Regions from separate parts of the Homo sapiens genome. Here region 1 is linked to region 2. Evidence: chromatin contacts called from ENCODE Hi-C or POLR2A ChIA-PET data. All regions are on one chromosome and are shown on one strand. Each heading gives the region's core, a stretch centred on a gene start or an enhancer-like site at or near the end of the contact. The rest is flanking DNA. Distances are from core to core; before and after follow the strand shown. Region 1 holds the start of ABCC1 (ATP binding cassette subfamily C member 1 (ABCC1 blood group)). Region 2 overlaps NDE1 (nudE neurodevelopment protein 1).

Evidence for each region. Hi-C counts contacts between places; a loop is a spot of excess contacts on that map. ChIA-PET counts read pairs that join two places held with the same protein, here RNA polymerase II (POLR2A). Pooled maps may share reads with other maps.
Region 1: a loop to region 2 is called in a pooled map, with 2.2 times the contacts of the local background. The contact joins the promoter of ABCC1 here to the enhancer-like site in region 2. A Hi-C loop is called at or near these places in 1 of 50 pooled maps. POLR2A ChIA-PET finds 5 or more read pairs at or near these places in 2 of 52 experiments (CD8-positive, alpha-beta memory T cell and naive thymus-derived CD4-positive, alpha-beta T cell).

Annotation. Positions count from the first base shown.
Region 1 is chr16:15,948,366-15,953,870 of GRCh38, forward strand. It overlaps ABCC1 (ATP binding cassette subfamily C member 1 (ABCC1 blood group)), which reads left to right and starts at 1,251. Exons shown (of 31, transcript NM_004996.4): 1 at 1,251-1,434. The coding sequence starts at 1,387. It overlaps LOC107984869 (a long non-coding RNA gene), which reads right to left and starts at 806. Exons shown (of 3, transcript XR_001752339.2): 1 at 426-806.
Region 2 is chr16:15,701,303-15,706,740 of GRCh38, forward strand. The region is part of intron 8 of NDE1 (nudE neurodevelopment protein 1); the gene reads left to right. It overlaps MYH11 (myosin heavy chain 11), which reads right to left. Exons shown (of 41, transcript NM_002474.3): 41 at 1,833-2,821. The coding sequence ends at 2,689. Among named protein-coding and RNA genes, the nearest start is that of NDE1, 54 kb to the left of the region's middle. Within about 2 kb of position 3,374, at least 3 of the 41 ENCODE cell types and tissues checked have a DNase peak (open chromatin) inside an H3K27ac peak, as active enhancers do.

The DNA.
Region 1 (5,505 bases), core at 1-2,500, 240 kb after region 2:
TGGGGTTGTGAGGATTGCACAAGTTAATTTGTGTAAATTGCTAAGAACACAGCCTTAGGAAGCCTTGTCACTGTGAATGCATATTAATTTTTTTTATTATTATTTTTTGAGACAGAGTCTTGCTCTGTTGCCCAGGCTGGAGTGCAGTGGTGTGATCTAAGCTCATTTCAACCTCCGCCTCCCAGGTTCAAGTGATTCTCCTGTTTCAGCTTCTCAAGTAGCTGGGACTACAGGTGCCCGCCACCATGCCCGGCTAATTTTTGTGTTTTTAGTAGAGACAGGGTTTTGCTATGTTGGCTAGGCTGGTCTTGAACTCCTGACCTTATGTGATCGGCCCGCCTCGGCTTCCCAAAGTGCTTGATTACAAGCACGAGCCACCATGCCTGGCCTACGATTATCATGTCTCCAGGCTTCAGTTTCCTTACCTCTGAGGTGAGGATCAATAACCTGGTTATTTCTAAGTGATGCTTAAAGAGGTTGAGAAGAAGCAAAGGCGCTCTGCACACAGGTGAGGTCAACAGCTGTTAGTGATGGAGACTGGCGCCGTCTGGGTCATCAGTGCTCCGGAATCAGGCTGCTCACGGGTTTGAATCTCACTTCCACTTTCACTCCTTATTAACTGTGTGACCTCGGGCAAGTCACTTCGCCTTTCTGAACCTCAGTTTCCCCATCTGTAAAAGGTAGGTGAATAACAGTATTCACCTCCTTCTGTGTGACTCAGCTTTGGAGTCAGCGGACCGGGTTCAAATCCCAGCCCTGCAAGTGATTAGCCAGGTGACCCTGGGCAGAGGGAATCACTCAACCTCTCTGCACCTGGGTTTCTTCCTTCATGAACGTGGAGACTTTACAGGATGAAATGAGGGCACAGTTAAGGCGCCCGGTACACTCCAGGCAGGTAGGGGGCTCCGTTCACGTTATTTTCCCCTGGTGACGGATACTGTCCTTAAACAGCATTTGAAAAGTGGTCGCAGGGTGTGTGGCCCCAAAGATCCCAGGCGCTTCCGGAAGGCGAGCCAACGCTCCCCAGGCCCGTCCGCGAGCGGGTGGGCCTAAGCCTTGGAGGATCTGGGGTGGGGGTGGCGCGGGGTCCAGGCCCGGGGCGCCGAGAGGTGGCTGGTCCGGCTGCCCACGCCGAGACGCGCGAGGTGAGCGGGCGCCGGGGCGGGGCGGGGTGGGGCGGGGCCGCCGCATCCCCGTGACGCGCGGGCCAACCAGGCGGCGTTGCGGCCCCGGCCCCGGCTCCCTGCGCCGCCGCCGCCGCCGCCGCCAGCGCTAGCGCCAGCAGCCGGGCCCGATCACCCGCCGCCCGGTGCCCGCCGCCGCCCGCGCCAGCAACCGGGCCCGATCACCCGCCGCCCGGTGCCCGCCGCCGCCCGCGCCACCGGCATGGCGCTCCGGGGCTTCTGCAGCGCCGATGGCTCCGACCCGCTCTGGGTACGTGCCGGGGGCCGCGTGAGGCCGGCGGGACGGAGGGAGGCCGGCGGGGAGGGAAAGCACCGGGCCCGCAGCCGCCCGGGGCACCCCGCTCCCCGCTCTGCTGCCGGCCTCGGGGGCCCGGGACCCTCACGTCGCCCGCGGCCCAGCCCCTTTCGGGGGTGCAAGGCATGGGGGAAACTTGGGTGACTCAGTTCCTGCGGAGCAGAGCGTGGGGGGCCGCGTGCCCAGCCCTGGGGTTTTGGAGGGTCGGGTCGGGTCAGAGCCGCCGTGAGGAGGCCTTCCTGTTTTGGGGTTCCCGTCTGTAAAAACAACCTTCCAGGGAAGGGGACGCTAGAGATGGGGGGCGGGAAGAGGGGTGTCTCTCTGCTTCTGTTTTCCCATCTTTTTTGTGGTTAGGGTCCCCCCTTTTCACGAAAAATACTCCGTGACCAACGGGGTGAGCTGGGGAGGGGCTTAGATTGTAGAAAGGGACTTTCATTGTCTCCCCAAAGTTGTCGTACAAGCCACATTACTCTTCTGTGGTTACCTAGCTTTGTTTTTTTTGTTCTTTCTACTTAGATACTGCGGGGGAAGTTTGGGGGAACCAGGGAAGAAGGGGGATGTCCACCCTTGATGTGCCCTACCTGACCCTCGGCTCGGGGCAGACTTGGGGTGCAGCTGAGGACGCCCAGGACCCTGGTAGCTGTGGTCCTGCCCTCCCTTCCCTGCAACACGTGGAGCTCCTCTCTGGGGATGCCCCTTAGATTTAACCCCGGCAAGTTTTCTTCTGTAACGTGGCCTGCGGAGCCTGACTGGGTGTCTGGAGTCCACTTGCTGTGGTTTAAGCCCCAGTCTTTTGGGCTTCAGCTTCTCCGTAATGCGATTTGCCTCTTTGTTCCAGGAAGGCAGGCACTTCTGTCTCGTGCTGTCTTGATTGTTGGTGAACGCAGTAGGCAAATCTGGACACGACTGTTTCTCTCTCCTCTTTTGTTTAGGAATCAGGAGAAACAGCCTTGGTTCTTAGGAGCTGGTGATCAGCTTCCAAAAATACTTTCTTGTCCTGTTTTGCCGGCCTTTCCTCGAGGGTTGCATTTGGAGTGTTGAAAAGTCATCCTCCAGGGCCCCATTGGAGGGTTTGGTTTTGTTTGTTTGTTTTTTTTAGTAGGGTATCATTGTGTTTAATAACCTACCACACTTTGATATATCTCCCATTTTAAGCCAGTGGGGTTGGAGAGTAACCCCAGGGGTGGAAATAGAACACAGACTTTGCCTTGAGGGTCTGGGGGTGATTGGAGCCTCTTTGCAGATGGACTTTCTTTAGCAGGGGAAAACCTGTGGCTTCCTTGTTGCCAGGTGTAGTAACAGCAAGATTATTTTTTGCAAAGATTCACATGGTGATCTGGGTTTGTGTTGCTGTGAATTCCAGAATATTCTCTTGTTTATTTTCTTCTGAATTGAGGAGGGGGCAAAACAGGGTGAACATCCATGAGGTTTTGTATCAGGACGTATTTTATTGATGGCAATTGGTAGTTGATGGCTAATGAGTATGTTTGGGGTGCGCTTTGTTTATCTTAAGAAACTCATTCACGAAGTCCAGTTGTAATATTTTTTAAAATTTTTATTTTCTTTTTTCTTTTTATTTTTTCCTTCGTTAAGGACTTTCTGCCACAGAAATTGCCAGGTGGTTGGGTTTTGCTTGGGGGTAATTGTAGCTGATCTCTGCCTCTGGTAGGTACCCCATCCCCGTGTTTGACCTTGCGTATTTCTGCTGTCTGGATTCCAAGACTTGTTGGAGGTGCCTTGGAACCAGAATTTGAGAGGAGGCAACTGGGGCCTGAGTGGGAAAATTGAAATATAATTAACTGAAAGCTAGAAAGTAGGTAGTTGTTGCTTTTTTCTTTTCTTTTTTTTTTCTTTTTCTTTTTTGAGACAGAGTCTTGCTCTGTCACCCAGGCTGGAGTGCAGTGGCACGATCTCAGCTTACTGCAATCTCTGCCTCCCCGGCTCAAGTGGTCCTCCTAACTCAGCCTCCCAAGTACCTGGGACTATAGGCGTGTGCCACCACGCCCAGCTAATTTTTGTATTTTTTATAGAGACAGATTCGCACTATATTGCCCAGGCTGGTCTCCTACTCCTGGGCTCAAGCGATCCTCCTGCCTTGGCCTCCAAAAGTGTTGAGATTACAGGCATGGGCCTCTGTGCCCGGCTGTTTTTGTGTTTTTCAAGGTAGCGTGTCCGAGGCCAGGAGCGACTGGCCTCCCAGGCAGTCAGATAACTGTGTGACCTTGAGCAAGCCACTTTCCCTCTGTGTGCCTCACTTTCCTCATCTCTAAAATTGGACAGGAGCCAAAAATGTGGCAGCCTTCTTGGGTTGTTGCGAAGGGTCAATGAGTTAATCTTGTAAGTGGCTCAGCTTGTGCCCTGCACGGAGATAAACAATGGTTAGTATTAAATATTATTTTTTCCAAAGATGAAGTTGTGTGTTTTAAGCTCCTTGTTCTTCCTTTGGATTCCCCTTTTCTTCAGCTGGTGGAGATGGGATTGGGCTGTGAAAAGGCAGTGAGGCACCCGTGCCTGGCTCCTGTTGTGACCAAGGTCATGTGCTTAGAAGTCAAGGTCAGTGGGCCTCGGGTGACTCTGTCAGAGCTTTGTTTCTGGGCTACTGTCTGCCTCTGAGCCGCAGGAAATGTCCAGAAAACCCAGAAGATGGAAATGGCCCATGATAAGTGTTCTGTTGACCTTTACTCAGACAGATGCTCTGGGAAGAGAAAAGGAGAACTTTGCTATCAAAACGGAAAATAGGGCCTGAGGACAGGTCACAGCAGCCCTTGGCTTTCTTTTCTCATGGGGGTGGGACTGGTAGGAGGCGCTGCTTTGTGGTTGATATTGGCATGATGGTTGGAAAAATGGGCCTGGGACTTTTTGTGAGTTCATTAAAAAAAAAAAAAAAAAAAAAAAAAAAAGCAGGCCGGGTGCAGTGGCTCACGCCTGTAATCCCAGCACTTTGGGAGGCTGAGGCAGGCGGATTGCTTGAGGTCAGGAGTTCGAGACCAGCCTAGGCAACATGGATTGACCCCCGTCTCTACTAATAATACCAAAAAAAAAAAAAAAGCCTGGCATGGTGGTGTGGCACCTGTGGTCCCGGCTACTAGGGAGGCTGAGGCACTAGAATCACTTGAAGGCTGTGGGGGTGGAGGTTGCAATGAGCTGAGATCACGGTCACTGCACTCCAGTCTGGGCCACAGACTGAGACCCTGTCTCAAAAAAAAGAGGGCCGGGTGTAGTAGATCATGCCTGTAATCCCAGCACTTTGGGAGGCCAAGGCAGGCGGATCACCTGAGGTCAGGGGTTCAAGACCAGCCTGACCAACATGGCAAAACCCCATCCCTACTAAAAATACAAAAATTAGCTGGGCCTGGTGATTCACGCCTGTAATTCCAGCTACTTGGGAGGCTGAGGCAGGAGAATTGCTTGAACCTGGGAAGAGGTTGCAGTGAGCTGAGATCACATCACTGCACTCCAACCTGGGCGACAGAGAGACTGTCTCAAAAGAAAAAAAAAATTGTGCTTCAGGCCCTGTGTAGAAAAATTGGAAATTATGGAAAAGCAGAGGAAACAACTTGGTATTAAGCAGTATAGTGTGGTGGCTCAGAGCAAATTCGCCTCTGCTGCTGAGGCAGGTTACGTCATCTCTCCGTGCCTCAGTTTCCCTATGTGGGATAACGTAGTACCTAGTGAATAGCGGTGACTTGAGGAATAAGTGAGTTAATCCTTAGCAAGGACTTAAAATGTTGCTGCTTGGCACACAGCGCTCAGTAAAGATCAGTGGTCGTTGCCACCTGGAATTCTCCAGTTAATTTTTGCTGTTGCACCAACTGCCACTGGAGAAGACCAGAAGGAAGCTGCAGGTGTGTGTCACCGTCGATGGAGTGAGCTGGTCCCAGGGTTGATGTGCACCTCTGAGATGCTCTGTGGCATCCACCAACTCAGTAACCCCCTGAATATCTGACTTAGCCGCCAAGGAAGAATATCTTAGAAGCTATTAGGAATTCCTCTTGGGGCTAGGTCTGGGCCTTGGAGTCAGTCTGA
Region 2 (5,438 bases), core at 2,124-4,623:
ATTCCTAGAGGTGCGTTCGAGTTTTCAGAGTAATTTTCCAGACCAACCAGCGTCAGTGGGAAATCTGACCTCTTTTGGCAAACTGCGATCATTCATTTTCCTGAGTCCCCTGGTGGGGTGGGGGGAATTCTGCCTCAGGACCCTGAGGGGTCTTTGGGGCAAGATGGCCTTGGTAATGCAGCCACTAAGAACAGGACTTCATTCAAAGGCATAATGAAGTAACCAGGGTGACCATCAAGTAAAATTAAAGCACAAGATCATTGTAGGAGGCTTCCTTGTCAAAGACGTGAACGTGGGATTTCCAACGCACCATGGTGTGTCCACTCATCACTGCATGTTAGGAACTGCTGTCTCTTTGGGACACGAGTTAAAAGAACACACTAATTTCTGGAGTGTGCCTGCAGCTTCACGGCCTTCATTTTGTTACTAAGTTATTTTCTGGAAGAACAGCAAAAATTTCAGGTTGAAAACAGAACTTTCCAAGTGCTACTGAAATTCCGCAGAGAATTACGCTGCGATGGTGGGTTTCTTACCCTAGAAACATCCTAACCTGTATCCACAGAAGATGTCCTTTTATTTTTTTAAAAGATCAATAAAATCAAGAGAAACGAATGTTGAACTTGTTGGGCTTCTGGTCAAAGAGGCTTTGTATGTTTATACTTTAATGTTTTCCCACAGAGTGGTGAAAAACTTTTTTTAACCAAGTTAAAAAATATGAAAAAATCTTTTTGAAAATTTCTATTCAAGCCAGGTTTTTAGAAATGTATCCGGGATGTGTTTGTGCGTCATTCAAGGCATATTAGCATCTGGTCACAAGATGGAGTCCTTTGTTTCCATGTTTCCTGTCTCCCAAATCTGTCTGATCCCATGGAGTTGGTGGTATACGGCATCGTTTGTGTTGAACAGAGCCTTTGCAGGCATGTCTGTCTAAAACACTCAAGCTGAAAGAAGGACAGGGCCTACAGCTTGTTTTTATGGCCCTTACTCTAAGAATGATTTATTATGTTTTTAAGGGTTGTTTTAAAGAAGATGAATATTCGGCAAGACCATATGTAGCCTGTAAAGGCTAAAATACTATCTGGCTGGGTGGGTGGTGGTGGTGGTGTGAGAGACAAGGTGTTACTGTTACCTAGGCTGCAGTGCAGTGGCGTGATCATAGCTCACTGCAGCCTGGAACTCCTGGCTCACATGATCCTCCTGCCTTAGCCTTCCAAGAGGTTGGGAGTACAGGTGTGCACTATCCTGCCTGGCTTACTAACAACAACAACAAAAAAACACCTTTTTTTTATAGAGACGGGGGTCTCTCTCGGCTAGGCTGGCCTCCAACTCCTGGCCTCAAGTGATTTTCCCATCTCAGCCTCCCAAAGTGCTGGGATTCCAGGTGTGAGCCACTGTACCCAGCCACCATCTGACGTTTTGTGGAAAGTGTTTGCTGACTCATTGGACAAGACCTTGTGTTTTAACTCAAAAAATCAAGGAAATCCTGTATTTTTCTTAAGATACTGGTTTTGATGAGTCAAGATGTTCTTCCCAGTCATGTTCGAGGGCAGGGGGCAGTGGCCCTTAGACCACACATCACCTTATTTCTCTCCCCTGCCCTCCCTGCTGAGCGGCCCAGTAACCCCCTTAGACAGTCTCACTTTGCATCTCTGCTCTGCTCTCTGGCTGGCTGTGGGGTTGTAGGCAATTGATTTCACCTCTCTAGGCCTCAGTTTCTGCATTCATGACGTTAACCCTGACTTCAGAGAATCTTTGGGACGATGAAGCAAAACCCAGCCTTCCCCAACTCCTTTTCCTCTATAGAAAACAGCTCAACAGAAAAGCCAACGACATTGTGATTTATAACCATTTATTAGTGAAAGTGTTTTTAAGCACAGTCAGGGTGTAAACAGTGCAGCATTCCTGCTCCCCTCCGTGGGAGCAGCGTCTCCTTTTCAATTCATGTGACTACAGAAGGCACTTGGTGAACTGTGCGTGTCTGAGGTGTGGAAACCAGGAGAGGGGGAAAGAATTCTCAAAGGCCTGACGTGAGAAGTTGGAAAGGTTTGCAGGTTAGGGAATGAATTGGGAGTGGGGGCCGGCGGCACCCATTTCGGTGACTTTCTCCCCATTTCATGTAAACAGAATTGCCAGGGACCGGTTACCGTGGATATGTTTTTCTAAAAACTCAGTGTCTGCACAATCCATTGATAGAACTGGAGGATGTGTCTGTGTTTCCTGTTGGGTTTTTCTCATCTCTTACATCATACAAACTTCAATTTTTACCTTGAATACAGGGGTAGTAGGGGTGGTGGTGGTGGTGGTGGTTGAGACAGGGTCTCTGTTGCCCAGGCTGGAGTGCAATGATGCAATTATAGCTCATTGCAGCCTCGAAGTCCTGGGCTGGAGCGTTCTTCCTGGCTCAGCCTCCCTAGTAGCTGGGACCACAGGTGTGTACCACCACGCCCAGCTTATTTTTAAATTCTTGTATAGATGAGGTTTTACTACGTTGCCCAGGCTGGAGGGTGGTGGTTTTTATATTCCTTGTGTGAGGGGTGTCTGTGATATTTGGAATTTGAGAATGGATTTAGACAATGCTAAGTACAGTCTGCTGGGTTTTGCTTTGTTCTGGGTTGTTGTTGGGTTTTTTTTGTTTGTTTGTTTTGGTTTTTGGTTTTCTTGCCGTGGTGCAAAACTGTAGAAAGTTGCTTATTCACTGGCCTTGGTTCCATTGAAGTCTGCGTCTCGAGTGTCCGTTTCCTCCTCAGAACCATCTGCATTTTCAATAACTCTACGTCCTCCAGACCTTCTAGAAGGAACGAAAGAGGTCTCGTTTCCTCGCCTGTGGGTTGTAAGAAAACACATTATTTAGCAAAGAAATCTTCATGGTTGGGATAGATTTTTTATAAATCTATTTTAAACTTGTAGCTATAGTCCTATTGCAATATAAATTTTTTTTATGGCAGAAAACACACACGGCACAAATAAGATGCAGATATTCAAGTTGAAGTCAACAAATCATTGCCAGTCTTAAGGCATGAGTGATTGAATTTAATCAGCTGAAATTGGTTGCGGGGGTGGGTGGAGAAGGTTTTTCAAAGCAAGACGATCTGCTTTTCAATATGTCAGGCTTGGTCATTTGAGAAGCCACAGGATTCTGGTCTGCTGTGGTCTTTGATTTAGAATAGGAAAAAAACGCCAAAAACCAAGCAGGGGATTTTGTCTTCTGACTTTATTCATAGCCCATGGGGCAGAGTTGAAGAGAGAACATACTGTTTTTCTTCTGTATCTCCTCACCCCCATTCGCCTTAGAGGTGAGTTTTCAAGATTTGAATTGGAAGAAGGTGAAATGGACAAGGGCAGCCTTGAGAAGGACACAGAGGGGCTCCCTGGTTAAAAGGCGAGACAGCACCCCCTGCTGGTGTGAATGTTCATGGACTGAGTTTTCCCCACTGCAGGGACTGCTGCATCTGTTTTGCTGATCGTGGAACATACCGCACATGGCGTAAAACAGGTGCCCAGTGAATATTAGAAAAGGAAATTATACGTGTTAATCCAAGGTGGATTATTTTATTAAATTGAGATGAGGTCTTGATATTGTTGCCCAGGCTGGTCTGGAACTCCTGAGCTCAAGCAGTTCTCCTACCTTGGCCTCCCAAAGCGCTGGCATTACAGGCGTGGGCCACCACACCTGGCCTTCAAGGTGGATTTAAAAAAGAAATTTAAGAGTCTCTCTCACCCAGGCTGGAGTGCAGTGGCATGATCTTGGCTCACTGCAACCTCTGCCTCCTGAGTTCCAGCAGTCCTTGAGCCTCAGTATTGAGTAGCTGGGACTACATGCACGTGCACACTGCCACGCCTGGCTAATTTTTGTATTTTTAGCAGAGATGGGATTTTGCCATGTGACCCAGGCTGGTCTTGAACTCCTGGCCTCAAACGATCCACCTGTCTTAGCCTCTCAAAGTGTTGGGATTACAGGTGTGTGCCAGTGCACCTGGCCTCTGAGGTGGATTTTAGCTCCAGCCAGTAGGACACCCCTGTCTCTCCTTAATGCTGCCATCTCCTCTCTGCGCTGGTTCTCTCTTGAGTTTATCACCTCGACTTCACAGGAAGGGCTGGTCACGTGAGGGGAGACTTTGGGTAGGAGGAAGAGAGTGGGCAGAAGAAGGAAAAATCAGATCTGCCTGCTGCCAGCCTTCACCGTTCAGAAGAAACACTTAACTCTTTTCAGCAACCGCAACAAATAATTATGTTGGGCTCTGGCCATCTGGCCCTGTTTGACCTGAATCGGAAGACAGGTCTTATTTTAGGACATCAAAGAAGAGAGCAGACTTTTGCTCCCCACGCAAGGGTTGGATAAGAAGCCATAAGGATGAACACAACTCAGTGACCAATTCTTTAGTCAAAAGGAACAACTCGGCTGGGCATGGTGGCTCACACCTGTAATCTCAGCACTTTGGGAGGCTGAGGCGGGCGGATCATGAGGTCAGGAGATCGAGACCATCCTGGCTAACATGGTGAAACCGTGTCTCTACTAAAAATACAAAAAATTAGCCGGGCGTGCTGGCGGGTGCCTGTAGTCCCAGCTACTCGGGAGGGAGGCTGAGGCAGGAGAATGACATGAACCCAGGAGGCGGAGCTTGCAGTGAGCCGAGATGTGGCCACTGCACTCCAGCCTAGGCGACAGGGTGAGACTCCGTCTCAAAAAAAAAAAAAAAAAAAAATCAAGGCCCAGAGATTCATGATCACTGAGAAGAGGAATTCGCAAATGACCCTTTTGTTGACAGAGGATGGGAGAGACCCCGGCTGGGAAAGCCCACCTGGCTATAAAGGATGGGACTTCCCGCAGTGCAGCGATCAGGAATAAATACTTAAAGCTGCAGCCACTTCAAAGTAAACACTCCTAGCCCAGCTTCACAGAGAAGCTTCTGGACTTGCAGCCCTACTAGAGAACTCTCCATCCTTCTCTCTCTAGATGTGACCCTTAAGTCTTTTTCTTTTTTAGCACTGTTTTCCAAGCGCTTGACTCAGAAGGATGCTCAAATTCAGCGCAGAGGAGCAGCAGTTTGACTGTTCCCTGTACGCTCCCCACACAGCTCTCTTCGTCACAGTTTTAACTCCAGGTTCAAACCCTGATGGGTTGGCCAGTTGCTGCGACTCATGCCTGTAATCCCAGCACTTGGGGAGGCCGAGGTGGGCAGATCACTCGTGAGGTCAGTTGTTCGAGGCCATCCTGGCCAATATGGTGAAACCCCGTCTCTACTAAATATACTAAATTAGCCGTGCGTGGTGGCAGGCGCCTGGAATCCCAGTCACTCAGGAGGCTGAGGCAGGAGAATTGCTTGAACCCAGGAGGTGAAGGCTGCAGTGAGCCAACGTTGTGCCACTGCACTCCAGCCTGGGAAACAGCAAGACTGTCTCCAAAAAAAAAAACAAAAAAAAATCTGATGAGCTGGGAA